Linked DNA regions of Mus musculus: region 1 is linked to region 2. The links are chromatin loops, found by intact Hi-C in ENCODE. Cell type or tissue: heart. All regions are shown on one strand. Each heading gives the region's core, and the rest is flanking DNA. Links, peaks and the distances in the headings are about the cores only.

Region 1 (15,272 bases), core at 7,273-15,272, 66 kb after region 2:
CTAGACTCCAGGAGGAGAACTTCCTTGAAACTCTTTTGCCTCATGAGTGACTTTTAAGCCTCTCGGCTTGTCCAGTTGACTCGACCAGAGAGCGTAGCACCTGACCAAGTAGGTTTTATTCCAGCGATGCAGGGATGGTTTAATATACGAAAATCCATCAATGTAGTCCATTATATAAACAAACTCAAAGACAAAAACCACATGATCATCTCGTTAGATGCGGAGAAAGCATTTGACAAAATCCAAATGGAAAGATCAGGAATTCAAGGCCCATACCTAAACATGATAAAAGCAATCTACAGCAAACCAGTAGCCAACATCAAAGTAAATGGTGAGAAGTTGGAAGCAATCCCACTAAAATCAGGGACTAGACAAGGCTGCCCACTTTCTCCCTACCTATTCAACATTGTACTTGAAGTCCTAGCCAGAGCAATTCGACAACAAAAGTAGATCAAGGGGATACAAATTGGAAAAGAAGAAGTCAAAATATCACATTTTGCAGATGACATGATAGTATATATAAGTGACCCTAAAAATTCCACCAGAGAACTCCTAAACCTGATAAACAGCTTTGGTGAAGTAGCTGGATATAAAATTAACTCAAAAAAGTCAATGACCTTTCTCTACACAAAGAATAAACAAGCTGAGAAAGAAATTAGGGAAACAACACCCTTCTCAATAGTCACAAATATTATAAAATACCTTGGCGTGACTCTAACTAAGGAAGTGAAAGATCTGTATGATAAGAACTTCAAGTCTCTGAAGAAAGAAATTAAAGAAGATCTCAGAAGATGGAAAGATCTCCCATGCTCATGGATTGGCAGGATCAACATTGTAAAAATGCTATCTTGCCAAAAGCAATCTACAGATTCAATCCAATCCCCATCAAAATTCCAACTCAATTCTTCAACGAATTAGAAAGAACAATCTTCAAATTCATCTGGAATAACAAAAAACCTAGGATAGCAAAAACTCTTCTCAAGTATAAAAGAACCTCTGGTGGAATCACCATGCCTGACCTAAAGCTTTTCTACAGAGCAATTGTGATAAAAACTGCATGGTACTGGTATAACGACAGAAAAGTAGACCAATGGAATAGAAATGAAGACCCAGAAATGAACCCACACACCTATGGTCACTTGATCTTCGACAAGGGAGGTAAAACCATCCAGTGGAAAAAAGACAGCATTTTCAACAAATGGTGCTAGCAAAACTGGTGGTTATTATGTAGAAGAATGCGAATTGATCCATTCCTATCTCCTTATACTAAGGTCAAATCTAAGTGGATCAAGGAGCTCCACATAAAATCAGAGACACTGAAACTTATAGAGGAGAAAGTGGGGAGAAGCCTCGGAGATATTGGCACAGGGTCTATAGTCATAGTGTGTAGGTGGTAAAGGCAGAGAAATGCACATGAAAGATAGTCAATATCCCTAATATTAGGAAAATTCAAATTAATATTACCTTGAGATAATACTTTATATTCATGAGAATGTCTATTTAAAAAGAGTGAAAGCTACCAAGTATTGGTAAGATAGTGAGAAATTGAAACAGATGTTACCAAGACTGTAACATGAATTTTTTTTTTCATTTCACATTACATTATTACCAAGACTGTAAGCTACAACTGTGATGGAAAAGACTATGTGCTCCTCAATCAACATATGACCTAGCGACAGTACTTCTGGTTCTGGATGTACACAAAGGCATCATTTGCTTCCTTAGGTTTTGGAGACAGGTACCACGCTCATTACACAGCTGAAGATAACCTTGGAGTCTACTCCTGATTTGGCAGGTGCATGCAGTCACACATGGTTTTACGAAGTGCTGGGGCTCGGGCTCAGGGTCTCCTTCATGCTGGATAAGAACGTTACCAAATGAGCTATATCCCAGCCTCTAAGACTGGAGTCAGAAGGAGAGGTTTAATGAGATAATTACACACTCAATTCCAGGGGAATATTATTCAAATATGAAAGAAATCCAGGTGTCCATCATGAAGGAATGGAGAAATAACGTATATAGGCATCATATTATCTCACCCAAAATACAATCATGAGACTGAGTGTTGTGACACGGGTCTATAGTCATAGTGTGTAGGTGGTAAAGGCAGAGGGGTTTGGGGAGTCAGATCAGAAATTCAAGGTAAGCACTGGCTACATGAAACTGTCACAAAAGCAAAGCAAAGTAGTTACCTGCTGACATATGCTACAGCAGAGGTGAACTTTGACACGTTATGCTAAGTGAAATAAGCCACACACAAAAGAACAAATGTTCTGTTGTCCCATTCATAAGTGATGCCTAACATAGGCAAATTCCTAGAGACAGAAAATAGAAGAGGAGGAACCAGAAATGACGACTGGAGTAATTGCTTAACAGGTACAGGGCTTCCATTTGAGTTGAAAAAAAAAAAAAAAGTTCAGGGGATGTTGCACATTGGTGTAAATTCCTTAATGGCATTGAACTGAACTCTTATAAATACTTAAAATAAAATTTAAAAATTTGTTTCCTCATATCTAAAATCCTTTTTGTTTTTAGACAAAGGCTGCCCGAAAATGTGTGTTCCCTCTTTCTATAATCCTTTTAGGATTGCAGATATGTGTCCTCATGCATAGCCAAAAGAGTAATCAGAATGCTATCTGTATTTGGACACAATAATATTTTAAAAAACAAACAACTATTTCTTATGAATGCTTGTTTGCCCCAAATTCATGAGAAGAGACCTAATCCTGCCTGCGAAGGTATTGAGAGGTGGCGATGCTGGGATACAGTGAGGTCACAAGAGCAGAGTCTGTGAGATGGACTAGAAGCATCACAAATGGGGCTGAGGAAGCTTACTTCCTCCTTCTATCATCAGAGGAAGCACAGCTGGCTTTCACTAGCCATGGGATCTGCTGGTATCTCCATCTTGTCACAAGCCTCTACACAGGCAAGAAACACATCTCTATGGCTGTAAGCTGTTGTTTAGCATTTGTTTAGCCAAAAGAGACTAAGACAGTCTTCAAAGCAACAACAACAAATGTCACTGAACCTGTTGTTTAGAGCAAATCTACTCAGGTGTTCTGCCATGCACTGTTTCCCCAATTTTTCAGATTTGAATCTTCTTGTTTGTCTAATGTTACAGATGCTACATTTATAAGGATTTTGACCAGTAGCCTTGTATGATGACAATAGCAACCATTACTGTAGGCCGCCTTACCACAAGGTGCGAAGTTCTTAAGTGAGTGAACTCAGTGAATTTGCACATCGATTCTATGAAGGATGTATTATTATTCCTGAGCATATTTAGGGCTCAGGCATATTCAGTAACTTTTCCATTGTGAAACAGCCACACTATTGCTTTCTCTTAGAGCATGTTGTTGTTCTTAGCATGATTGTATGTACGTGGTATAAGATTAGGGTTGAGGGAAAAGGAGCGGGAGAAGTGGAGAGATGTTAACTATCCTGTAATTTTCATTAAAAAAAAAACAAACCAAATTTATCACTCACCATGATCAAGTAGGCTTCATCCCAGGGATGGAAGGTTTGTTCAGTATATGGAAATCCATCAATGTAATCCACTACATAAACAAACTCAAAAAGAAAAAAAACCACATGGTCATTTTATTAGATGCTGAAAAGGCATTTGACAAAATTCAATATTCCTTCATGTTAAAAAAGTCTTGGAAACTTCAGGAATTCAAGACCCACACCTAAACATAGTAAAAGCAATATACAGGGAACCAGTAGCCAATATCAAACTAAAGGGAGAGAAACTTGAAGCAATCACACTAAAATCAGGGACTAGACAAGGCTGCCCTCTCTCTCTCTCTCTACCTATTTAATATAGTACTTGAAGTTCTAGCTAGAGCAATTAGACAACAAAAGGAGGTCAAAGGGACACAAACTAGAAAGGAAGAAGTCAAAATATCACTATTTGCAGATGATATGATAGTATACTTAAGTAACCCTAAAAACTCCACCAGGGAACACCTACAGCTGATAAACAATTTCAGCAAAGTGGTCAGATATAAAATTAATTCAAACAAATCAATAGCCTTCCTATTCTCAAAGAATAAACAGGCTGAGAAAGAAATTAGGGAAATGACTGCCTTCACAATAGTCACAAACAATATAAAGTATCTTTGTGTGACTCTAACCAAACACATGAAAGATCTGTATGATAAGAACTTCAAGTCTCTGAAGAAAGAAATCGAAGAAGACCTCAGAAGATGGAAAGATCTCCCATGCTCGTGGATTGACAGGATTAACATAGTAAAAATGGCCATCTTGCTGAAAGCAATCTACAGATTCAATGCAATCCCCATCAAAATTCCAACTCAATTCTTCATAGAGTTAGAAAGAGCAATTATCAAATTCATTTGGAATAACAGAAAACCCAGGATAGAGAAAACTAGTCTCAACAATAAAAGAACTTCTGGGGAAATCAGCATACTTGACCTCAAGCTGTCCTACAGAGCAATAGTGATTAAAAACTTCATGGTATTGGTACAGTGACAGACAGGTAGATCAATAGAATATAATTGAAGAACCAGAAAAGAATCCACACACCTATGGTCACTTGATTTTTAACAAGGACCTAAAACAATCCAGTGGAAAAAAGACAGCCTTTTCAACAAATGGTGCTGGTTCAACTGGTTGAAGAATGCAAATTGATCCATTTTTATCTCTCTGTACAAAGCTCAAGTCCAAGTGGATCAAGGACCCCCACGTGAAACCAGATATACTGAATCAAATAGAAGCGAAAGTGGGGGAAAGTCTCGAACACATGGGTACAGGGGAAAAGTTCCCGAACACTAATAGCTTATGCTCTAAGATCAAGAATTGATGAATGTCTCCCCCCTCTCCCAACACTCAGCTCCACTCCCAGGCACTCCAACACATTCAGGATCAGAGGATCCGAGGTGAGGACACAACATCTGTCCCAACACCTGGAATAACTTGGACTGGCGGGACCCAGTTTCTTAGGAACTCTACCAGACCAGTGGCATGGGTTCTTCTGGTCTGTCTGGGCTGGCACCCTGAGCAGACCTTGGGTGTAAACTCTGCAGCCAGCCCCACAACACCCAGAGGTGCTACTCCCAGGAGCTCTAACACACCTAGGATCACAGGATCACAGGATCTCAGGAGCTTGGTCACACCAGGATCTCAAGGTCCCAAAGGCAGCTTGACTCCCAGGAGCTTGGACATACCCAGGATCTCAGGATCCCGGGATCCCAGGATCCCAGGATCCCAGAATCACAGGATCACAGAGACAGCTTGACTAGGAGGAGTTCTGACACAACCAAGATCACAGAAGAACAGGCTCCAGTCAGACATACCAGGAGGCAAGTATAAGAACATAAGCAACAGAAATCAAGATTACTTGGCATCATCAGAACCCAATTCTTCCACCAAAGCAAGTTCTGGATATCCCAACACATGGAAAAGCAAGATTCAGATCTAAAATCACTTCTCATGATGATGACATTAAGAAGGACATAAATAACTCCCTTAAAGAAATACAGGAGAACATATGTAAACAGCTAGAAACCCTTAAAGAGGAAACACAAAATCCCCTTAAAGAGTTATAGGAAAATAAAATCAAATGGGTGAAGGAAAGGAACAAAACCATTCAGGATCTAAAAAATGGATCTAGAAACAATAAAGAAATCACAAAGGGAGACAACCCTGGAGTTAGAAAACCTAGGAAAGAGATCAGGAACCATAGATGTAAGCACCACCAACAGAATACAAGAGATGGAAGAGAGAATCCCAGGTGCAGAAGATACCATAGAAAACATTGACACAACAGTGAAAGAAAACACAGAAAACAAAAAGCTCCTAACCCAAAACATCCAGGAAATTCAGGACACAGTGAGAAGACCAAACCTAAGGATAATAGGTAGAGAAGAGAGTGAAGATTCCCAACTTAAAGGGCCAGTAAATATCTTCATTAAAATTATAGAAGAAAACTTCCCTACCCTAAAGAAAGAGATGCCCATGAACATACAAAAAGTCTACAGAACTCCAAATAGACTGGACAGGAAAAGAAATTCCTCATGTTACATTATAATCAAAACACCGAATGCACTAAGCAAAGAAAGCATTTTAAAAGCAGTAAGGGAAAATGGTCAAGTAACATATAAAGGCAGACCTATCAGAATTACAGCAGACTTCTTACCAGAGACTATGAAAGCTAGAAGATCCTGGGCAGATGTCATACAGACCCTAAGAGAACACAAATGCCAGCCCAGGCTACTATACCCAGCAAAACTCTCAATCACTATAGACAGAGAAAACAAAATATTCCATGACAAAACCAAATTTACACAACCTCTTTCCACAAATCCAGCCCTACAAAGGATAATAGATGGAAAACACAAAGAGTGAAACTACACCCTAGAAGAATCAAGAAAGTAATCTTTCAACAAACTCACACAAACATAATTCCACCTCTAACAAGAAAATTAACAGGAAGTAACAATCACTTTTCATTTATATCTCTTAATATGAAAATTAATATTAACAACATATCCTAATGGATTGAAATTCAAAAATAAGAGGAATTAGAAATTTGTCAGCTGTCATTCTGTGGTCTCTCTAATTTGGTAATGGGAGTAATAGGTTCAATATTGTACAATCCATATACACCTTCTGATTGTTTGTACATGACAGGGTCTTGCTGTGTGCCACATAATGGTCTTGAAATCATGCTTCTTCTATCTCAGCCTCTCTATTAGTAGGATTGTGTATTTGATGTTTTTACACTATATTATGGTTTTCAGAACAGCTTACATATTTCAAAATTATTTATACAGCCACAAGAAATGTAGACAATTAATTTGGAAGGTGGCTTGTAAGAGAACAACAAAGAGTGAGACTAAAGGCTTTGCTTGATATTTATAATTATTATATCAATTTTGAAGAAGAGGACTTTATAAGTTACTCTTATTCTGAGATGAATGCTTTTCAAAATCATCAATGAACCAGAATCTTACCCTTACCTAATGTCTGTGCCACTCTCTAAGCAGAACCATTGTTCATTGAAACAGTTGATGAATGACTTCATGAATAGACCATCTTAATACACACACCATTCCTTAAATGAATGTAACCTGTTCCCGGTGGGCTGAGAATGACGACAATTACTCAAGTCAAATAGCTTTGACCATAGCAGGAAATCTATATCCAAATAATTGTGCCTAAAATTCATTCCTTGGTGCAGCAGAACTGTCAACTCTTAGCTTATCTACTATGGAGGTAAAATCCTTTGGTGATGTGAGGGACACTGTAGTACAGCCTTATTACAATGAACTCCAATGTTCAAAAATTGTTCTTATTTTGGGTTTGTACCACAGTAAGAGCCAAAATTTTAAGCTCTACTAAAAGCAAAGCAAAACAAACAAACAAAAAGATTTTATCTATTTATGTTCATTAAAAAAAACGAATAGTGATGTATTATTTTAAAATATACAGTTAATATTTTGGGGGTTATTTAAAATTTATATTGAGAAAAACGTATGTATTTTCAGTATTGCTGCAGATAAGCATCTACATAAGACTATCCAATTAATTGTTGTTTTATATAAAACAACTTTTATAATATTCATTTTTATTGTTACAATATTTTATAAATTTTAAAGAATATGATTAAAAACGATCGGTATTGCATGTTTTCGGGGGGGGGGTGTCCTCCGGGAGGAGTTGGGGTAGGAAAGGGAAAAAAGAATATGATGTAAGTCTATTTACTCAAAATATGTTTTTAAATGTTAACAAATTCAGATAAATTAAAATTATGTATCTTTTCTCATCATAATGCAATAAAACTTAAATAAAATAAATTAAATAAAGAATTGACAAATGGGACCTTTTAAAATTGCAAAGCTTCTGTAAGGCTAAGGACACTGTCAATAGGACAAAACAGCAACCAACAGATTGGGAAAAGATCTTTACCAATCTTACATCTGATAGAGGGTTAATATCCAATATATACAAAGAACTCAAGAAGTTAGACTTCAGAGAACCAAATAACCCTATTTAAAAATGGGGTACAGAGCTAAACAACAAATTCACAACTGAGGAATACCGAATGGCTGAGAAACACCTAAAGAAATGTTTAACATCCTTAGTCTTGAGGGAAATGCAAACTAAAACAACCCTGAGATTCCATCTCACACCAGTCAGAATGGCTAAGATGAAAAACTCAGGTGACAGCAGATGCTGGCAAGGATGTGGAGAAAGAGGAACACTCCTCCATTGCTGGTGGGACTGCAAGCTGGTACAACCACTCTGGAAATCAGTCTGGTGGTTCCTCAGAAAATTGGACATAGTACTACTGGAAGATCCAGCTATACCACTCCTAGGCATATACCCAGTAGATGCTCCAATTTGTAATAAGGATACATGTTCCACTATGTTCATAGCAGCCTTATTTATAATAGCCAGAAGCTGGAAACAACCTAGATGTCCCTCAACAGAGGAACGGATACAGAAAATGTGGTACATTTACACAATGGAGTACTACTTAGCTATTAAAAACAACGACTTCATGAAATTCGAGGGCAGATGTATGGAAGTTGAGGATATCATCCTGAGTGAGATGACTCAGTCACAAAGGAACAAACATGGTATGTACTCACTGATAAGTGGATATTAGCTCAAAAGTTCGCAATACCAAAGATTCAATTCAAAGACCATATGAAGCCTAAGAAGAAGGAAGACCAAAATATGAATGCTTCGGTCCTTCTTAGAAGGGGTAACAAAATACAGGAGGAAATATGGAGACAACGTGTGGAGCAGAGATTAAAGAAAAGGCCATCCAGAGACTGCCCTACTTGGGGATCCATCCTATATCCAGCCACCAAACCTGGATGCTATTGTGGATGCTGGGAAGTGCTTGCTGATGGAAACTTGATATGGTTGTCTCTGAAAAGACTTTGCCAGAGCCTGGCAAATACAGAGGTGGAAGCTTGCAGCCAACCATTGGACTGAGCATAGTGGTTCCCAATGGAGGAGTTGGAGAAGGGACTGAAGGAGCTGAGGGGGGCCTTATGGAGGGAGCAACAGTGTCAACTGGCCAGACGCCACCCCCCCACCCACCCCAGCTCCTGGAAACTACCACCAATAAAGAATACACATGGAATGACCCACGCGCTGGCCACTTATGTGGCAGAAGATGGCCTTGTTGATCATCAGTGGGAGGAGAGGCCTTGGGCCAGAGACTGTTTGATGCCCCAGTGTATGGTAATGCCAGGGCGGGAGGACAGGAGTGGGTATGTGGGTGCGGGAGCATTCTCATAGAGGCAGGGGAAGAGGGAGTGGGATAGGGGGTTCCCAAAGGGAAGACCTGGAAAGGGGAAAACATTTGAAATGTAAATAAAGAAAATATCTACTTCCTTTTCAATTTTATCCCCTTGAGCTCCTTTTTTTCTAATTGCTCTGGCTAGGACTTCAAGTACTATATTAAATAGGTAGGGAGAAAGTGGGCATCCTTGTCTAGTCCCTGAATTTAGTGGGATTTCTTCAAGTTTCTCTCCATTTAGTTTGATGTTGGCTACTGGTTTGCAGTATATTGCTTTTATTATGTTTAGGTATGGGCCTTGAATTCCTGATCTTTCCAATACTCTTATGAATGGGTGTTGGATTTTTGTCAAATGCTTTCTCAGCATCTAATGAGATGATCATGTGGTTTTTGTCTTTGAGTTTGTTTATATAGTGGATTACGTTGATGGATTTCCATATATTAAACAATGCCTGCATCCCTGGAATGAAGCCTACTTGATCATGATGGGTGATCGTTTTGATATGTTCTTGGATTTGGTTAGCAAGAATTTTATTGAGTATTTTTGCATCAATATTCATAAGGGAATTTGGTCTGAAGTTCTCTTTCTGTGTTACCCAAGAAGCTAAAGGGGTTGGCAACCGTATAGGAGGATCAACAATATGAACTAACCAGTACTCCCCAGATCTGTGTCTCTAGTTGCATAGGTAGCAGAGGATGGCTCAGGTGGCCATCAATGGGAGGAGAGGCCCTTGGTCTTGAGAAGATCATATGTCCCAGTACAGGGGAATGCCAGGGCCAGGAAGTGGGAGTGGGTGGGCTGGGGAGCAGGGAAGGGAGGGGGGAGGGTATAGGGACTTTCAGGATAGCATTTGAAATGTAAATGAAGAAAATATCTACTAAAAACAAAACAAACAAACAAAAAAGAAAATATCTAAAAAAAAAAAAAAAACCTAACAAATTTAAACATATGTTTGATCCACCATTTTAGGCTCTCTCTCATATGTAACTGTTTAGGATACACTCAGGAGCTGCCATTGTTGGGTCTCTTGTAGTTAAATGGCTGTGGGGGACAGACAATGGTGTGAAGTTGGGTGACAATACGTTCCAAAACCCAGATAGATTTATACTGAGAGTCAACAGGTTTAATTGTCAGTGATAAGAAATGAACAAGCAGCCCATGTGTGAAAAGGGCAACTTGTAACAACCTGGAAGGCTCTGGCCCTTCCTCAGCCCACCAAGACCCAGGAAACACAGTTACTCATCTAAAAATACTGGAATCCTTTTGAGAATGGCCTCTTTCTATAGTGGTTCAGTTTTTAATGTGCAGTTTGAACATCAGAGGGCAGTTATCCTCACACGTGTCTTTCACAGAATGATGCTGTACCCTTCCGAGGGCACATGGGATGAGGCACTGCACTCACTGCATGGACAAAGGTACACCTGGTTTTCCCAAACAAACAAGTACGTAGACTGTCTCTTGCTCAGTAGATCATTATCACCCCTCCTATCTAGCTGTCCTCTCTCCATTAGAGTTAGAGACTTCCTTTTTTGTACTGGTCACTATTGGGTTGTGTGTGATGTCTCAAGAGTGCACCCTGCTGGAAAAATACTTTGCCTGTGACTGAAATGTAATGACCTAGACCATCTCCATAGTTACCATCCATCCCTTTCTGGACTATGACAAATGAGTAAGCCGACTCTAGGAGGTCTGATCAAGTTTCTGTTCTTTTCTGCTTGACATTTGAGAGCTTGTTAGGAGGCTCTAGCAGGGGAGTGTAGCTACTCTTACCCTTGTCTGAGGACCAGTCCTCCTCTATTTGGAGAAGGTCCTTGTTTTTTCAACCATGCTTCAGAGGGACACACATGGAACCATGAGGGAGGGGAGGGACACCCCCCACAGCCCAGCCAGTTCAAGAATCAACTCTGGTGACCGAGGTAGCAGACAGTTCATCCTCACATTCTTTGTTTGACATTTGCAACTCAGAATCATGAAAATAATTCTTTTTTTAAAAAAAATATTTATCTATTTATTTTATGTATGTGAGTACACTGTAGCTGTACAGATGATTGTGAACCTTCATGTGGTTGTTGGGAATTGAATTTCTAGGACCTCTGCTCTCTCCGATCTGCCCTGCTTGCTCCGGTCACTCCAGCCCAAAGGTTTATTTATTATTACACATAACTACACTGTAGCTGACTTCAGACGCACCAGTAGAGAGTAGAGGGCGTCAGATCTCATTACAGGTGGTTGTGAGCCACCACGTGGTTGCTAGAATTTGAACTCAGGACCTTCAGAAGAGCAGTCAGTGCTTTTACCCAGAGAGCCATCTCGCCAGCCCATGAAAATAGTTCTTAATAGTTACTCTAGCTTTGCCTGTCTCTCTATAGGCTCCCCTATCAAAACCTCTCAATAGTGGATCAAGAATGGAGTTCAGAATTTATGCATATTCAACAAATCCCAATTCTTTCTGATTAATACAGTGTTTGGGTACAAAATATGGGATTTCTTTTGAGCTCACTGGACAAATTTAAGTCCCAAGGAGTCATTACTTTGAGTATTGTCTCCCACATCAAACTTAACATTCTGTATTACAACCCATCTCATAGCCAGCAACATTTTTGTTTTCTGTTAAAAGTTTGGAGAAGTAATTTAGAAATTTGCCTGTAAATAATTTATGCACTCAGTAATCACATGCAGTTCTGAGAATTATTTGTGAACTGAAAGATATCTAAATGTATAGATGTATGAAATACTTAATCATAAGACTAGCATTGAAATTGGCATGCTATGTGATATTTATATTTAATTATACAATAGCTAATTTTGAGTTTGCATTTTTCTTTTAGTATTTTGACCCCCCCCCATTTCTCTATTCTCTTCTTTTCTATTTCCTTCTCTTTCCTCTTTCTTTCTATTCTCGCTTTGCCCCATTTCTTACTTTTTCTTTCTTTTAGAACTTTTCAAAAAACCAAAAGTTCTCAGGGCTGGAGAGATTGCTCAGTGTATAAAAGCACTTTCCATGTACAGGGACTTGAGAGGGAGCCCCTGGAGCCCACTAAAAGCTAGACACCTGCTGGGAGTCTCTACAACCCCAGAGCTCTTATGGAGAAATGGGGTCAGAGACAGAAGAGTCCCCTGAAACTCAAGGAACAGCTAGTCTGCTGTGTGCAATAAAACACAAATAAAAGCAACAGCAAAAGACCCTGTCTTAGGTGGAATGCAAAGATCAGAACCAAGGTTGTTTCCTGCCCTCTACGTGTGTGTGTGTGTGTGTGTGTGTGTGTGTGTGGTGCACATGTATGCTCAATTTCTCTCTCTCTCTTCCACTCCCCTCCTCCCTCCATCAATCTTCTCTCTCTGTCTCTGTTTCTGTCTCTGTCTCTCTCTCTCATACACACACACACACACACACACACACACACACACACACACACAGAGAGAGAGAGAGAGAGAGAGAGAGAGAGGCACATCTTAGACCTTACTATCATCTAATGGGAAGACTGGAGCCACTTTTAATCAGCTCCTTTGGTGAGCAACCTTACCTTACACAGCTCAGAAGTCAACTCAAAACAATTGTAGGAAATTGCTGGAGTTTGCGCAAAACAGAGGTCATTTCATAAGATTTAACTTAACCTAGATTTTTGCTTCACATACTGCAGCCCTTCCTCCCAGACACTTAAGAGTTAAGTTGGCATCAAAGCCTCACAGGAGCTGAACCCTGGGCATGTGGTAGGTGTTCGGCATCTTCCAAATGAGCGCATACACATATAAACGAACAAGCAAATGAAACAACTACGTAAATAGGAGCTAAATTACATGGTACAGACTTGGTAATGGGACGGGTGGAATATATTAATCCTACAATGCAGCTTGGCGGTGACTTGAAGCCTTTTAGCACAACATTCTGTTTTTAATTTAATTTTGTTTTATTAGCGGGAGATTGGCATTGCCTGTGGGAAAAGGCAGCCCGGGCATATCTCACTGCTGACTCTTCATTAGGGAATGAAAAAATGGAAGCATTATAGGCATTAAAGAGGGGAGAAAGGCACTGTAGATTAAAACAGACAGCATCAGAGGTTGGTAGGATTTCCATGAAACAAGCTGCTTTCCACTTGGCAGTGCGGATTAGCTCCAGGGTAAGATGCTAAGTTGGAAAGTCCTGGGATTTTTTTTTTTTGTCCTTTTTTTTTCCCCCTTCCATGTGAACCAGGGTTTGCTTTGTTTCCTGTAGAAAACAAAAGGATGTCAAATCTTAATGTTGAATAGGGCTTCAACTTGGGGCCCCTAAACTCATGCATATGTCCCTCCGCTATTATCTGTTGTGATGCAGTCCAGTGTCCAGGCAGCCGAGCTACAGTGATGTTTAAGACATAAGGGTGAAGCACATCTTTAAACTAGAAGAAGATATTGTTCACGTGGTGTTGGGAGGGTCAAGGTACTGTATGCTGCAATCATCAAGGGAAACTGAAGGGAAATGCTTAAGCAGAGAATTAATTCCTAGGGAAATTAGAAAGCTTTCACTAGAGATGGTAATTGACTTGGGTTCAGGATTGAACGTCTGTATCCTGTCTATAAATTACAATACCCAGGAGACTGAAAGAAGAAAGGAAAGGAAGGAAGGAAGCAATGCAAGCACAAAAGAAAGGGAGAGGGAGAGAGAGAGAGAGTAATACATTAACCACAACTTGATATCTATCTGTCTATCTATCTATCTATCTATCTATCTATCTATCTATCTATCTATCTATCTATCTATCTATCTATCTGTTTAAATAATATAGAGAGAACATGAGGGCTAATTTGTTAACATTCACTACTCAAAAAATAGTAATATATTTAGACTTTATGTGATATAGCATGAGAGTTCTTTAAAAAGTAATTTAATTGTGAAGGTCCTGAGTTCAAATCTCAGCAACCACATGCTGGCTCACAACTATCCGTCACGAGATCTGATGCCCTCTTCTGGTGTGTCTGAAGACAGCTACAGTGTACTTATATAAAATAATAAACAAATCTTTTAATTACAAAAGGGCTGGTGAGATGACTCAGCTGGTCAGAGCACTGATTGCTCTCCCAAAGGTCCTGACTTCAAATCCCAGCAACCACATGGTGGCTCATAAACACCCATAATGAGATCTGACTCCCTCTTCTTGTATGTCTGAAGACAGCAACAGTGTATTTATTTATAGTAATAAATGAATCTTTGGATCAGAGTGAGCAGGGACTGAAAGAGCGAGGCTGACCAGAGTGAGTGGGGTTGACCAGAGCATGCCAGGTTGACCAGAGCAAGCAGAGGTCCTAAGTTCATTTCCCAAGAACTACATGAAGGCTCACAACCATCTGTACAGCCACAGTGTACTCATATACATAAAATAAATAGATCTTTTTAAAAAGTAGCTTAAGAGCTCATTTTCATATTAACTAACCATGAGATGGATATTCTTGTCCTCAGTAATATCAAAATCAGTTCATCTCACCTGAAGGCTATATTTTTTGATGGATTTCGCAGGCCATTCCCCTAAACATCATTGGGCAGGAGCACAGGCACTGCCCATCCAGAAGAATTATAGTACCTCCATTTAGACATGGGTAGCACCTTTTAGTACTGAATTCATCTATATAGTCTTCAACAGCCTTTTCCAAATTTTGCTTCTTTATGTATGCATCTTTTATTTTCAAAGGAATGAGATTATATATAGGGGACATCTGCAAGAAAGAAAATATTCAATCTTATGTCTTTTTCTGCAGAACTTGTAAGACACCCTTCACTCAATCACTGACAACATTAGTTCATTTGTGTAGAGAAACTTATTGCTCAATATGATGTTAACCTTTGAGGGTACGCTAGTGATGAAAAGTAGTCTTGATGCATGCTATCATGGAGGTTACATTTAAAAGTGAAAAAAAGAATGAGGGAGGCATATGTTTCAACCATATCATCAAGCCAGCAAGAAGCCTAAAGTGGAAGATTCTATTTGCAATTCTTTTAAGGGAGAATGGGCTCACATC
Region 2 (15,387 bases), core at 2,896-10,895:
CTGCCCAGATGGTGACAAACGGAGACCGGTAGCAGCTGCTATTCAATATTCAGAGTTCTGAGAAAAGTAAAAAACCAGACATTAAGTGAAGGGTCTGGAGGGTCCCAGGACAGAAGCATGTAGTCTTTTGAACGATTACTCTCTGGAGTGTGACAGGGAAGGCTCCTCTGATTCATCTCCTACCTTCCAAACCCCACCTCATCCATCCCCTCTCTGAACCTTGAAGGATGCAGTATTTAGTGTCAGCTTTCAATGACGTGATCACTTGATTGCTCTGAGCACTGACTGCTCTTCCAGGAGTCCCGAGTTCAATTCTCAGCAACCACAAGGTAACTCACAACCCTCTGTAATGGGATCTGATGCCCTCTTCTGGTGTTTCTGAAGACAGCGACAGTGTACTTATATACATAAAGTAAATAAATAATTCTTTAAAATAAAAAAAAAGTGTGGTGTCTATATAAACCACTGCTTTTAGAAGGCACGTGAGCAAGAGGACCTCAATGGTCTGGTGGGATAAAATGAGAAAGAACATTCTCTTTCAAGAAAGCCTCTTGAGGGAGAGAGCCATTGGAGATTGGCTAGGTCCAATGCCCTGATTTAAGACTTCCTTCTGTTGTTACAAGCCACAGTTGATGGTACTTTGTAACAGAAGTCACTAGGAACTAAAACACGTAGCTTCATATGAAACACCTTGTGTTAGATTTCTGTGCGGGTTCAAGTGCCTACATGGACGAAGTTTAGAGAGAAAAGTAGAAAGGGCTCTTCATATGATTACATCACAGGGTAATGTTTGTGGCTCCCTCACCCTCACCCCTGGGGAGCATCCAGCTGGTGATTAGAACAGAGAAGCCTTGGTCATATTTATCCTGCTCAAGCAAGGTCATAAGTTGTTCTGACCTAATCCTAGGATACATGTCCCGGCAGGTGATTATCTGAGTGAGTCAGTTAACAGCATTGTTGCTGCAACAAACTACCTGAAGAAAAAAAGCAACTTATGGGAAGAAGGAACATTTTATTTTGGTTTAAAGTTGTTGAAGATATAGATAGTTCATCGGGACTAAGAAGATACGGTGTGGCAGGGGCATGAGGTATCTGATCATATCACATCTCCAGTCAGGATGCTGTGCTCAGTTCAGCCCCACACCCTTTTACTGATCTGAGAACCCAGCCCATAGAACAGTCCCATTTGAGTTTTGGTTAATTGACCTAATCAGACAACCCTGTCCTAGACATGTTTCCATGGTGACTCTGAATCCCATCAGGTTGACACTGAAGACAAACCGCTACACAAAGTATAATATGCTGAGCTTATAGATAGATAGCCCCATAACTTGCCTGGTTTTCTGCTTGTGGAACTCGATTGGTTAGCAGAGCCATGCAAACAGGGTCAGCCTGAAGCTTTCCACATCACCAGAGAACCGCCAGACTACTTCCTAACGGGAAAATGCCTTTTGGATTCGACAGCTTCTGTTGCCTTCTCACCTCTGTCTGGACACATCCGTGACTGTTCTGGTTAATGCAGAGGCCATTCTGACCCCTCTGCTCACTCCCAGCAACTGCACAGTAGTTAAACAAAGGCTCAGCCCCAAGCTTTAATAAGAAGAAAATGTGTCAAACTGGGCCTTATGGCTAAACCAGTTTAATGGTGACCCTAGCATAGAGTCACAGTGTCTGAGAAAGAGACAGAGCCTTAAACACTGGACAATTCAATGCCCCACATTTTTTACAAGCAAGAAGCAGGGTAAGGGGTCTGTCTGGATGACCCATGGGACCCCACTCTGGGCCTTTATCTTGCTTATACACTGCACTGCTTACTGTGACATTGGTAGCTGTATTGCCATCAGCTGTCGGATCACAGATAACCTATGCTGGCCCAGGAAAATTTTGGGTGTCACTTAATAAATTCTTAGCTCAATGCTCATTTTACAGATAAAGAAACCAAGGCACAGAGACTTCATTCATTTACCCACCGCTCACAGCTGGCACATGGTTGAATATATACCAAGCTTACATTTTCATGTTGAAGCTACAACCTCAGGAGTCAGAGAGCCCAAACCTTCTAACGACACACAGTTTACTTCCACTATGTTCTTAGTAACATTTCTTCAAAGGCAGCCCCCAGCACGACTTCAGACAAATTCATAGCTCTGGCGCATCCCGGGACTGCCCTGCGTTGATAACTTGAGATGCCAAGTGGGAAGCTACAAACTGAGCATCCAAGCTGCTGAGAACGTCCCAGCCACCTGGTGAACTTAGTCTGTGGGCCACTAGATGGCAGTATAATCACTCCCGGCATTTCCCCAGATACTACTCTACCGGGAAATGGAGAAGGGAGGGAAGAAGGGGGGAAGGGAATTAGACCCCAATGGGTGTTAAAGAGATGGAAATGACAGGGATGTAGAATTGAATCTGTGGAAATGAGTCTTTCCCAGCCTTTCTCCCCTGTTTTGAAATAGGAGACCAGCTTTTCTCACAGTGTTCCCAAGCTACAAGCTCTTGGCTATTAGTGATTGCCTGAGTAGAGGGTTTTAAGGATGGGATTGGGTTGAAGAGAATAGCTTCATCTCTTGCCCCTTCACCTCTTGTTGTTTGTTGCTAGCTTCTTGGGACATTAGGACTCACTGCAGTCTGTGTCTGATCTTACACACACACACACACACACACACACACACACACACATTGGTGTATATATATCTGTTCAGTAAGTTCCCCTCCTAGCAGGAAGAGAAAGGCTATATCTAGTTATGACTTTGCTTATGGGACTGCACACTCTTTTGGTTCTCTATATGAATTAGTCTGTACCCGGTGCCAATATATTTCACATAGCAAGTACCAATAATGTAGTGTTATGCATTAGTATTTAATATACAACTTTATCCCCACAACCAATGTTTGAGGCCAGTACTACTATTATAGCCACTTGTAAAGAAGGAAGCTTAGAAACATTATATGGCTCTCTCAGAGTTACACAGAAGATAGGAGGTAGAGTTCAAGGTCCATTCCCTTTTAATGACTTCAATATAAATATAGTAAATGAAAGAGGAAAAAAACAGTCTTACACTCTTCAAAAGCAGCGCACAGCAGTGCATAGAAGAGGAGCAAAGCTTGCAACTCAAATGTGTAGTTACTGATCCCTCTCAAAAGTCTTCCTTGTCTGACTTATAGCTGTTTGTCATCATCTATCCATGTTGCCAGGGCCTGTTTGGAGAACGAGGGCCACTGGGGATATGGCCTCTTTTCTTTGTCACTGTGGGAATCTCACAGAAACCCTATGCCCTGCCATAGCTTAAAGTCTGAATGAGACTGAACGCAGCGCTTCCCAATCCCCATCATGAGGGCAAACCCACATTTGTTAAGAGCCAGAATGAGGCAAGTTGCTGGTGCCCAGCTCTGCAGGCAGTAGGGTAGTGCCTCTGGACCAGAAGCACGTGCAAGACCAGAGGCTGCAGGGCACAGAGGCCTGCAAACGCAACTGGTAGACAGGTCCCTGGCTGCGTTGGCTGAGATGAGGCTGAGATTTAGCATCTGATATCTGTCTCCTCTGCTGCTTTCCAACGGGGCATGCGCCTTTCGTCCACTTCCCCAGCTGCAGTCTGTCCTGCCAGGATTTGGAGGTCTCATCATCCCCTACTGTAAAAACAATCTGTACATGGATGTGAAAGAAGAGACCTTGGGCATAGCTGTTACCTGGTCGCTGCAGAAGATGTAGAAAGATGGAGAGGCTCATTTAGTGCATCTTCCTGGGGCCCGTGACTTGTATCCCCTTGCTTTAGCTGCTGTATCTGTCCTGCACGCAAACTCCAAGAATGGTGGCATATTCTGATGCCTGTCGGGGCTATGTGTAGGGGGATGGTGGAATGAGCTGCCTCTTTCTCCCTGTGCCAGGCTTACATGCACAAAAACAGTTCAATTATGGCCTCAGGATATTGAGCAAGAAGGGGGAAAAGACGGGAACTAAAAAGTGTCTATTCAGCCCGTGTACTTCTGCTCTCATTCCCACCAAGCATGTGATATGCAAAAGAGCAAAGCCAGAGTTCTAGCAGCCACGATTATGTACAAGGGAAGTAACTTGTGAGGACTTTGGTTCCAAGATCTCTCTGTATACCCGGAGCTGTCACCTTGCTGTGGAGGCCAAGTTGCTATGATCTTGATTGGGAAAGTCCCCTCACCCAGTGTGTGCAATACTTGGGGCCTAAGTCTGCTTGTGGTCTAGAGATGAAGGGATGTGCGTGTGGGTGGCATATGTGCTGGAGAGCCCCATGGACTCACTTCTAATGTTTTTGTGAGACTCTCCTTCAAACTCTGGGGGAAAGCAAAGGACAAGACAACAATTTGTGTTAAGAAACAACAGCTAGGATTTTAGCAAGTTTTACTTAATTTCTTCCTTCCTTCATAACATGAAAGACCACCTTTGTAAGCCAAGTACTATCCCCAGCCCAGCAAAGCGAACCAGGCAAGTAGACCTTGTAGATGTCATACTAGAGCCTCCCACTGTCCTCCCAGGAAGATCTGCCTTCATAGATGAGTGAACACTAACTGACTCGCGCTCTCCTGCCAGTGACCTACTTCAGACAGCTCTCAGAACAAGAGATTCCTATATTTTGATAAGGGCTGTGAAATGGACAAACAAAAGAAGTTACTATGAACCTCAGCTCCTCCCTCTGCATCCCTCACCAGCTGTCAATCAGGATGCCTCTTTTTCCTCCCTAAGGAAACTGAAAGTAGAGGCTTGGGGCTGAAGCCCATCCTTCCATAGGGTTCCTGTGAGGGTCTTTACCCCCACATCCTTTTGGTGGGTGTTTTGACATCTTCTAGGATAGAGCAGTCTGAGAATGTTGGGTTTTTTGTTTGTGTAGTAGATATGGCAAAGGCAGAGCGCCTTCCCTATACTTTCAGGATAACATATTGCCTTGACATTTGTTCCTCCAACTGCAGCAGTGGTTTTTCAGCTCTCCTAATGCTGCAACCCTTGAGTACAGGTCCTCATAGTATGGTAACTCCTGATCATAAAATTATTTTCATTGCAATTTCATAGCTGTAATCTTGTTACTGTTATGAATCATGATATAATTAACTGATACGAAGGCTATCTGATATGTGGGGTTGCGACTCACCGGTTGAGAACCACTGATCTAGAGGCAAGAAGACACATCATAAAGAGTGCATTTTTTTTCTTTTTTCTTTTGTCACCTTGAATCCTTCTGGAGATAGTGTTAACGGAAGAGTTGGAAAGAATTGCTTTCATTATGTCCTAAAAGAAACCTGCTAGGCTGGCGGAAAGGCCTCACTGGGGAAAGTGCTTATCATGCAAGCATGAGGAATTAACTTTGAATCATAGGAACTCAGATAAAGCCCTGTGGCAGCAACCATGTTGCAAGTTAGGAAGCTTGTAGTCCTGCTGTATAGTGAGTGAGTGGTGTATAGAGTGCTGGATGGAGAAGAGACCATGTTGCAAATAAGATAAAAGGTACTGTGAATGTGCTCAAGTGATCTCTCTGTCTCTCTGTCTCTCTGTCTCTCTCTCTCTTTCACACACACACACACACACACACACACACACACACACACACACACAACATAATTTTAAGAAGAAACTGATAGATAATGTTTTCATTATTCTCGTGCTTACTTCCCAGTAAAAGCTTTGGTAAATCACAGGAAAACCTGAACAGTTAAATAGAAATAAAATCACGTCTCTAACTTTGTGGGTACGGATGCCAAGCCCAAGCTGCTATCCCCCATCCTGCGCTGCTCTAGGGCACAACACAAGGAAAGACGAGTCAGTGTAGAGCGGGGCAGGGCCTGGGAGGATCAAATGAGTGTGTGGGGTATCAGAGCCCTCCTTCACTACCTCTGCAAATTCCTCTAACTCAGCCCACCCTCGCTCAGGTTGAGAAATCAGACCCCGTTCCACTGGACCAGGAAAATGATAACTGCTCACATCCGTTGTTGTCCACATGCTTGCTTCTCTGTTTCCACATTAGATGGAGAACTTACTATTATTGTTGCTTCATTTTAGCAATTAAAACACTCCAACTCAATTGAAAAATAATATTTAATATTCTGGGTCTTTAAAAAAAATAGTGACCAACCTGAAACCGACGCCCAAGGCAGTCCTGTTTCAAATATGGTGATCTGGTGTTGGTGGCTATGTTAGTTCTTCTGGCCTTTAAAGCCTGTTTGGGAATGAAACTCATTTGGCCAAGAGTCTGCCTTCAACACAGTCCTAACAGCTTCCTTCGTGACAGGGATCTAAGTGCAGTTTGATAGCTCTGGGGCTCCCTTCTGGCTGTTCAGCAAAGGAGTGAATTTGGCAGCAGGGTCACGCCCTTCCACCACCAAAACTGACGTGGAGTAGGTGAAGTTCAAATGAATGGATGTCTCAGGGAAAGTTCGAGATGCCTTCGTGATGGTCAAGAGCTTTGTGAACCGAATATGTCCCGACCACAGCTCATCCAAAAAAGACATCCCTCCCTCCACTGAGCTTACAGTCTGCGGCGTTAGGCTGCATGGTGCCCAGACCCACGGGGGATGGAGAGGGGAGTGGGTTCTGTAGGAATGGGGAGACAATGTGAAGTCTGCTGATTCCCTTTGGCTTTTGTGGCCACTTCTTCTTCCTTACCTCAAGACTTCTGCACGCAGAGAGAAACATCACAAGCCATACCGTGCAGGACTGGCTCCTATGTAATGTGTGAAAAACAAAAACAAAAACAAAAACAAGCCGGGCATGGTGGCACATGCCTTTAATCCCAGCACTTGGGAGGCAGAGGCAGGTGGATTTCTGTGTTCGAGGCCAGCCTGGTCTACAAAGTGAGTTCCAGGACAGCCAAGGCTACACAGAGAAACCCTGTCTCGAAAAACCAAACAAAAACAAAAACAACAAACAACAAACAAACAAAACAAAACCCCCAAACAAAACCCCCAAACAAACAAAAAACTCACCACCAACAAAAAAACCCAAAAAACAAAAACAAACAAACAAACAAAGAACCCCCCCCCAAACGGCAGTGGCTTTTCTCTTCTGTATTTTGTCCTTTTTAAAAAAACCTCGACATTATTCGTCTCATTTCTCTTTTCTTTTAAAAAACTCTCTGGCGGAGTTAGTTTCCATCTCTGAGCTTCTAAAGATCCTAGAGACATAGTTACATTGGAGAATAAGACTTTAAAAAACCTACAGGGCCAGGGCTGGAGACAGTGCTTACTGCTTAAGGACACTGGTTGTTTATCCCGAGGACCTGGGTACCCAAACAGTGGCTCAGCATCTGCTGGACCCCCAGTTCCCGTGGATTGTGGTGCCCTCTTCTGTTCTCCATGGGTACTGCACACAGTTGAGGTACATAGATATCCAAATATTAACAACAACAACAGAATCAACATGGACAAAAAAAAAAAAAAAAAAAAATAGTGATGAGGTCTCAACCCTACATTAAGACATAAAGGCGACTAAGGAATGCTGAATCCAGGAGAGATACTCTTTCCCAGGGAAATGCACACGGACTGGCTGGCAATAACAAATGTCAGCGCAGAAGAATGTACATATGAGTACCATTATACAGATCGAGCGGGTTGTATTTATGAATTTAGAAATATATCTAAGTAGCAACAGTGAAAATAAAAGAGGCTATGAATTTGAATAGGAATGGGGGGGGGGAGACACGGAAGGATTTGATATCTAATTATGACCTCCCACACGAATGGTTTAACTTGGTTTATCTAGAGTTTTTCTTTGCACAAAAAGTACAATTTGATGACATCAGTATTTGATAGAAAAATATAAGGAAAATTAAAAAAAAGATTAAATGTTTAAAATAGAAGATTCGAGAATAGTCACAGTTTCTTCATTCTTGATGAATGTCTTGACCAGATTTTTTTTTTTTTAAAGTGGGGAAAGGAAAGCCTCAAGGTCAGCTGAGAACACAGGGAAGACTTTCAGCAAAACCGCAATGTTTCCTCCCCTTCCTTCTGGCTCCACCCCTTTGATTTGGATAGCAAGTTCCCTATAGGGCTGGAGTGCCTGGAGAGGCCCCATCTGGCTTGCACCCTACCCCTGACTGCTCACTGTGTTTCTTGTTAACCTCTTATCCTCACGCTCCCTGGTCCCTGTCTTTCCGATCCAGTGAACACACACCGGTCAATGTTCTCTGGCTGTCCGGCCGACCGGACATGAGACACATGAGTTGGCAATCTGTTTTAGACTCCTTTTTCTGACTCACAGTCTTACCTCCTGTCAGCGTGTCCCTGTCTCTCAGCCTCCCAAGTATCTTTGGAATTTCGCCCTCCCCTCCCCCACCGAGCACTGCCTCTAGTCTTCCTGTCTGGCACTAACACAGCCTCTTACAGTACTGCTTTTCTTCAAATAGGATCCTTTCCCCGTAGGCCTGTCACGATCTCTCTGTGATAAACGAATCACATTTGCTTAAAGCATTTCATTGGGTTTCCAACCCTTAGGGTTAAAAAAAAAAAAAAAAAAGACATTTTTTTAAAACTTTCTTGAGTTCTGGGTATTGAACCTATAGACTTACTCTAGGTAAGTGCTTTAATATTCCATATTCCAAACCCTCAGTGGCAAGTGACACTGTTTTATTAACTTGGAAGACATCTATAGTCGCACACAGCACCCACTTCTCTCAATTCCTGCCTTCCCCGTAACTTCACCTGGACTCCTGCACATCTGTATGTAAGCTCAGGTCACATTATTCTCTCACACTCGCCTCCTAACGATATTATCACGTGGTAATATCGTTATGTCCTGATTCATTAAATCTTGTCCTGTCCCAGTTGACAAGTTATTGGTAGTTGATGGCTGCTGAGGGAGGAGCATCATCTTGCTTTGAGGAGTATGGCCACAGCAGGTCCCCCATGCTCCAGTGGGTGACCTAACACTCATGTGCACACTGGCAGTACTAATTGCACTCTGTGGGCTCAGTTAATTAATCAATTAATTAATAACTAGAAAATGAGCACCTGGAAATGAGAAGGAGATGTGCTGAAAAGTCCTGGGTGCAGAAAAAGGGTGAATATGATCAAGATACATTGTATACATGTATAAAAATTTCAAGTGTGTATTTAAAGCATCAGGGGACATTTATGCCAACAGCACATAACCAAAGCAAGGTTTTAATCTTTATTAGACCTTTGATTTGGAATAAAAACAAGGATTCCAAAATAATTTGGACCAAGATGAAGAAATTTCAAGATGAGCCATCAATAATATACAACTGTTATGGTTTGTAGGCTTGATAATCATTTTGTAAGAGATGCATACTGAAAAATTTAAGAACTAGTTATTCCATTTTACATAGTTTATGTACTCAGGTGGTTTATGAAGTATTTATATAAACACGTGTGATGCGTCAAAATGTTAAAAATCTGAATGAATTTAAATGATGAGAATGAAGGATTTCAGGAATTATTGTTTAAGCTTTTCTGTAAATTTGAACTAAAAAAAAAACAGAAACAGAACAACAATAACATTGAAAAGGGAAATGTAGACTGGGCATTTTCACATTCAGACAGACGTCTGGCTGCCTGTGAGAGTCTAATCCCATTAGTGGTCTAGAGAGCTGGCATGGCTTGCTCTACTTGGTCCCGTCATGAAAGTCACCTGCCTGACCTCAGCTGGCATTGGCTTTGCAAGTCATGATGTGATGAGCCTTCGAAATTCTCCTCCTGGCTTATCCTTCATGGCATTGCTTCTCCTGAAGTCTACAGACTGACCTCAATTATGACCTTGAAAAATCCACATGGAAACTGGAAACCATGGATTGCATGAGCTGTAAGAGCATGTATGTCAGATCACACACATGTAAATGCATCTCCCCCAAGTCAGTGGCCAGATGAAGGGGAGAAGCATCAAGAGATAACCTTTTTCCTGGAGAAATAACATCTCTATCTTCCAGAACTTGGATCCTGGACACACCATCATGATGAGCAAGCCTGAGTTTTGTAGGTAGTGAGCACAGAGGAACCCCAGGAAAGTCGTGATAGTCTGTGGCAAGTAATGGCAGCAAATAGGCCCCCGGAATAATGATGATTGAAGTTTGACTTTCTTTGAGCACTTGGTCTTTCTTTGTCTTTCTTTGACTTTCTTTTATATTAGAAAGACCAAGGAGCTGTTGAGATGGCTCAGTGGTTAAGAGCACTGGCTGTTTTTCCAGAGAACCCAGGTTCAATTCCCAGCACCCACATGGTGGCTCACAATTGTCTGTTACTCAAGTTTCAGGTCCTTTGACACCGTCTTTGGTCCTCCATAGACAATGTATGCCCATGGTGCCTGGGCATACATGCAGAAAAAAATACTCATACACTAAATAAGTAAGTAAACAAATAAATAGATAAATACCAGCTGGAGACACTGTCACCTGTAGCAATGCTCTGTGAGTCTTCCCCCTCCCCGAGTCACCCCCCCCACCCCCCGAATTGAAGGAAGAGGAAGCAGAGCTCCAAAGCTGAGGTTCTCCTGAATACAAAAACCCCACACATTTTAATCTTACATCACCAGACTTAGGTGTTTTTAGATATGATATTTCTGCAATGCTCTCAATATAACCAAGTACAGCTATCTTATAGAGAAACATGAGAAATATTACTCACAACTTATTCACCTTTGAACCCCAGGACATATTGTTTTATATGCCAAAGAGGAACTGCAGGGGAAATGATTCAAGTTCAAGGTTATATGGGAAAAAAAAAACCCAAATGCATAGTGCTGTGTCTATTACAGCACAAGATATTTTAAGCCTTGAGGAAGAGTGGTCACGAGAAATCATTTCAAGATGGCGGAGCCTGAAATACTACTTGAGAGATGTGTAGTGTTTGGTGGGATGGGGGAAAATGTGAATAAGGAAGTGACCAGAGACGAAGTATTTTCAAAATTCTTCTGTGCCACGAGGTAAATAGCTACAGGGAGTATTCTTCTTTTCACAGAGGTCCGGGGAACTGAAACAGAGAAGTCTAAATTCCCACGGACTTAGCTCATCTCAGATGCTCCTTCTTTAGTTGGGGTTTGACCACTAGGCCACCTTGGCATTAGCCTGTGTGTGAAGCCTTGGAGGGGAGTCTAGATAAGGTTGGGTAGAGTTTGACAATGGTGATGAGACTTGAGGAGTAATGGCAAACCTGCCTCAGACAGGACAGAGTCTATAGGGATACAGGAGAAGGCTATATTGTTCAAGTGTGTGGCTCTGGGCTCTTGGGAAAAGGATTACTATAGAATAATGAAGAACAGTGATCTTTTCCTTCCTCCTCCTCCTCCCCCCTACTCCTCCTCCCCCTCCTCCTCCCCCCTCTTCTCCCTTCCCCCTCCCTTTCTCTCTCTCTCTCTCTCTCTCTCTCTCTCTCTCTCTGGGTAGGTAAGGGTATAAGGGTTACTGGAAGAAGTAGGCAGACTAATATCTGTTTAAAGGACATATGCGTGCATGCATGAAACTTCCATTCTCTTTAGTAGTCTTCCTTGATCAATATGAACACTGTAGTGGCTAAAGCTGTAACTCAATGGGTAGATGTCTTTATTGGCATAGACAAGGCCTCATGTTCCACCCCTAGACCTTGAAAACGAGCAAACAAACTAAAACCAAAACCATTTGCTTTGTTATATTTAAACCATTGATTTGATGTAAGTTTTACTGGTATCATTAACCCCCAAATATAAGTCATATGAAAATAAAAAAAACAACAGGCTTCTAGGAATGTGAGACAGATGACTTAGGCAGTAGGCTACTCATTATTCTTGGAATGACCCACAAATACGTGTGTGTGTATAATATATATATGTGTGTGTGTGTGTGTGTGTGTGTGTGTATGTGTGATATCCATGTGCTTTTACTACAGCCTCAGCCCAGGCTGCCAATAGTTCCAGCCATCTTCTCCAATTAAAATTAAATCCTCATTTAAAACTCTTGTGAACACAGGATCCTGAAGTGACTATTTTGTGAAACAAAAGAGTTTGTATGCAACTGGAAAGTGCTAGCAAATCTTTGTTTGAGCAAATGAGTGGTTTTGTTTATGGGGGGATAAAAGTACGTCTTAGTTGTGGCTGTGAAAAGAATAATTAGCTGATGGGGCTATGAAAACATGGGAATGTCTCTAAGAACGCTTGACCATCTGACCAACCGTCCCCTCCGCTTCTTCCCTTCTTCAGTTAAGTGTTGTCTAGGAGGCTATTTCCCTTATGTTTGTACATTCCATATTCTAGAGCCTTGATTGTAAGCTCTGTGGACTCACTGGATACTTAGAACTCACTGGAGGACCCTGAAGAACTTTTAATGATATGGTAATCATTGAGAGCACTTCTATTTTTTAGTAATCCATTTAGAATAAGACATCATTAAATAGTAATAAGACTATCACTTTTATGAAAACGGTATTTCCCCAATATACACTCTATTAGGAGGCGTGGATTTGTCATGTGGTCTGCAAGTGTCTTTAATGTCTGCTATGACAGAAAGCAGCTGCGTCCTCGTATTTACTCAGCATTTAATCGGTTGTGACATTGTTTTGGACGACATATTTGAAGACACGGCCTCACACAGATATGCTTTTGGGACGTGGAAGGATATCGTATTTGCTTTTTCAGATGGTTATATAGTATCTGGAAAATCCCACTGAACATTCTCAAGAGTGAGAATCCAGAAGACGAGTGACCCCTTGGCATTATTGTATAAGCATTCCGAACCTCATGGATTGCTGGAGAGGGAGTGGGAAATTTCCAATCATCTTGGGACTTTATTTGGAGCTGTGATGCTCTGGCCCTTCTCTAGTTGATGCGAATCTATAGCTTTCCAGGATGCATGAGGTTTCCTGCTGCCTGTGGTCGATCTTCACATAAACCACCTTATTTCCAGGGCTGTGGACAGCATTTAGCCTTTGCTCCTAAACTCACTACATTTCACACCGGTGCCGTGACAGCTACTGTGATTTTGTGTGGAGCCGTAAGGAGTCTGAGAAAAAGTCACTCCTCATACCCAGCCTGTTTCTTTATTAAAATATTGTCAGTGAACTAGTAAGATGGTTCAGAGGATAAGGGCACTGGGTGCTGAGCTTGGTACCCTGAGGTTCATCTCAGGACCAACAAGGTAGAAAGAAAGAACCAACTCCAACAGGTTCTCTGACTTTTACAGGTAAGCCATGGCACTTGTACACACACCCAAAATAAACAAACAAGTAAATGTAGTTTTTAAAAATCCAAGCATAATTAGAATATTATTAATATTTAAAAGACTTAGCTTTTGTCAAGGAGACACATTCATAAATCGTAGCTGATTAATATGTATAAAATAGGTATCTATCAATCATTTCCATTCAAGTCATGTCCTCCTGCGTCATGGGACTTAAAGTCCGACTCTAACGGTATTGTGAGGAGGGGTTTACAATTCTTTTTAAAATTTGTTTTTATGGTGTGTGTGCACACGTGCATGTGTGTAAGCATGTGCACATGAGTGCTGCTGTCCATGGGAGCTAAAAGCTTTAGATCTTCTCAAGTTATAGGCAGTTGTGAACTACCCAGTATAAGCACTGAGACTGAACCCAGGTCCTCTGCAAGAGCAGTATGTGCTCTTAACCACTGAGCCATCCATCCCTCTAGACTCTACAGTTCTCCATATCCCAAAAGGCAATCACAGAATTGCACATTTGATAATTATAAGCTCAATATTCAATTTAAACTCCTTGTAAGAAAAAGAACTCGTGTGACTCAGAGAGTGATAAATTCCTTATTCATCTTATGACTGAGAATAAAGGCAAGATGGTGCCTTTAAGTAGGGAAATACAGCGAAAACCCCAAGGAACAACTTTTTCTCCTTTGTAGTCGATGTAGAATTCTAATAGTTTTCTTGAGAAATGAACAAAGATGACATTTTTCCTCCTTTGGGCCTAAACTGGGGTCAGCATACATTTCAAAAATAAATCTCTCTGAGCTGATTTGATGCAGCTGTCACCCACAGCTGTGCAAGCAGGGGCAGAGCAGTGTCAACAGTTTGTCACAGATTTACATTTCACATTTGGCAGAACTCGTGAAATGTAGATTGCTTATTTCAGAACCTCGTTTGCTTTTCTTTCTGCCCCTTTCATGATGACTTTAAACTCGGGTCACGCCGCCACACAACTGGGCAGCTAGATAGGAGTTGCCAATTTTATCCCACGAACGCTTTTGAACACAGGTTAGGTACCAAGTGTGTTGTGTCAGGTGGGTAAATGATGAATAAAACCCTCACACGGGAGAAGTATTAAGCAGACACAAGAGCTGCCACAAATGACGTAGTTCTCAATAAAACCACTGATAACCTTCCAGAGTAGTGTTCTTCAATAGCTTGGACAGATTATTATTATTATTATTTGCAAAGTAGAACTGTTGTACAGCTGTGTGGTGTAGGGTGGCATTCATAACCGCATCTCCCTATGGAACACCTGGTATGTGTCTCATGTAGCTAAGAAACTGAATCTGAAGTTGCTTAGCAACATTTTTGAGACAGTATCTTGCCATGTTGTCTTGGAAGTCCTGGGTTCAAGTGATTCTCATTTGCCTCCTAATTAGGGTGCTACAGGGATGTGCCACCCCTCTCAGCTCTTCATTTTCAGTTGTTTAAAACTCAAATGGGCACATGCGGCTAGGGTCTACATTGCTGGGTAATGAGTACAGTTCTAAAACCTAGGACCAAGTGTTAACCGTTTGCTATCTAAGCCTTTCAGATACTAGATCACGTCTAGGTGTGCCACTAGATTTTGAGAGTTCCTTCTATAGGAAGTCAAACTACTCATCTTGTCATTAAAGCTCAAATTTGGGTTTATGTAAAGATTCATATACAACTTCCTTCAGTCCAAAGCCAAAATATATCTGAAGACAACCTCTAGAAGGCCCACTGCATTCTAGCCTTTAAAGAAGGTAGATTTCTATACTTTGAAGAAAAACTAGAGTCTAAGCTTTCAATAACTAAAGAAAACACTCGAGCTTTTTGATATTATAATACTCTATAAATTGAAAAAAATTAGGCTACTATATATCTCTGATAAAAGAGACAGAGAAAAATCAAGATAAGACATGTCAATCAAATCTCTTGAGAGCACTGTGGTATAGCTCAATCAGGCCAAAGGCACTACAGTGTCTAGGGGAAAATTCAGAAATCAAGTTCTCATGATCACAGAGACAAAGCAAAACCTAAAAAACTGGAAGGGATACAGTTTATAGTCAAAAGCTCCCTGAGTAGTTGTGCAGATCAAGAGAGAGATGTAGATAGAGTTTAACTGTTGAAGAATCAGAGACCCACAAGGAACACTTGAAGGATTACTGCTTTATAGCAAACTTTAAATTGACAAATTAGAAGATTTGAAAGAGATGAAATGAATCAAGAAAAAGCTGAGCTCACATCTGATAAGGACAGCAGAGAGAATGTG

The links. Hi-C counts contacts between places; a loop is a spot of excess contacts. Peaks named below come from ENCODE experiments on the same cell type or tissue, not always from the same donor. Only the 100,000 strongest peaks of a DNase experiment are listed, where the experiment ranks them.
Region 1: a loop joins it to region 2, with 2.7 times the contacts of the local background. A loop is called at or near these places in 15 of 42 quality-filtered maps.

Annotation. Positions count from the first base shown.
Region 1 is chr15:6,496,648-6,511,919 of GRCm38, reverse strand. It overlaps C9 (complement component 9), which reads right to left. Exons shown (of 11, transcript NM_013485.3): 10 at 14,741-14,969; 11 at 13,095-13,488. The coding sequence ends at 14,748. Among named protein-coding and RNA genes, the nearest start is that of C9, 59 kb to the right of the region's middle. In heart, for the core only: a CTCF peak has its summit at 10,842; a DNase peak (open chromatin) is centred at 10,859.
Region 2 is chr15:6,557,964-6,573,350 of GRCm38, reverse strand. It overlaps a transcript of Fyb not described here. Among named protein-coding and RNA genes, the nearest start is that of Fyb, 14 kb to the left of the region's middle. In heart, for the core only: a CTCF peak has its summit at 7,296 (motif pointing left); DNase peaks (open chromatin) are centred at 4,010, 8,020 and 8,250; H3K4me3 peaks cover 595 bases; H3K27ac peaks cover 1,667 bases.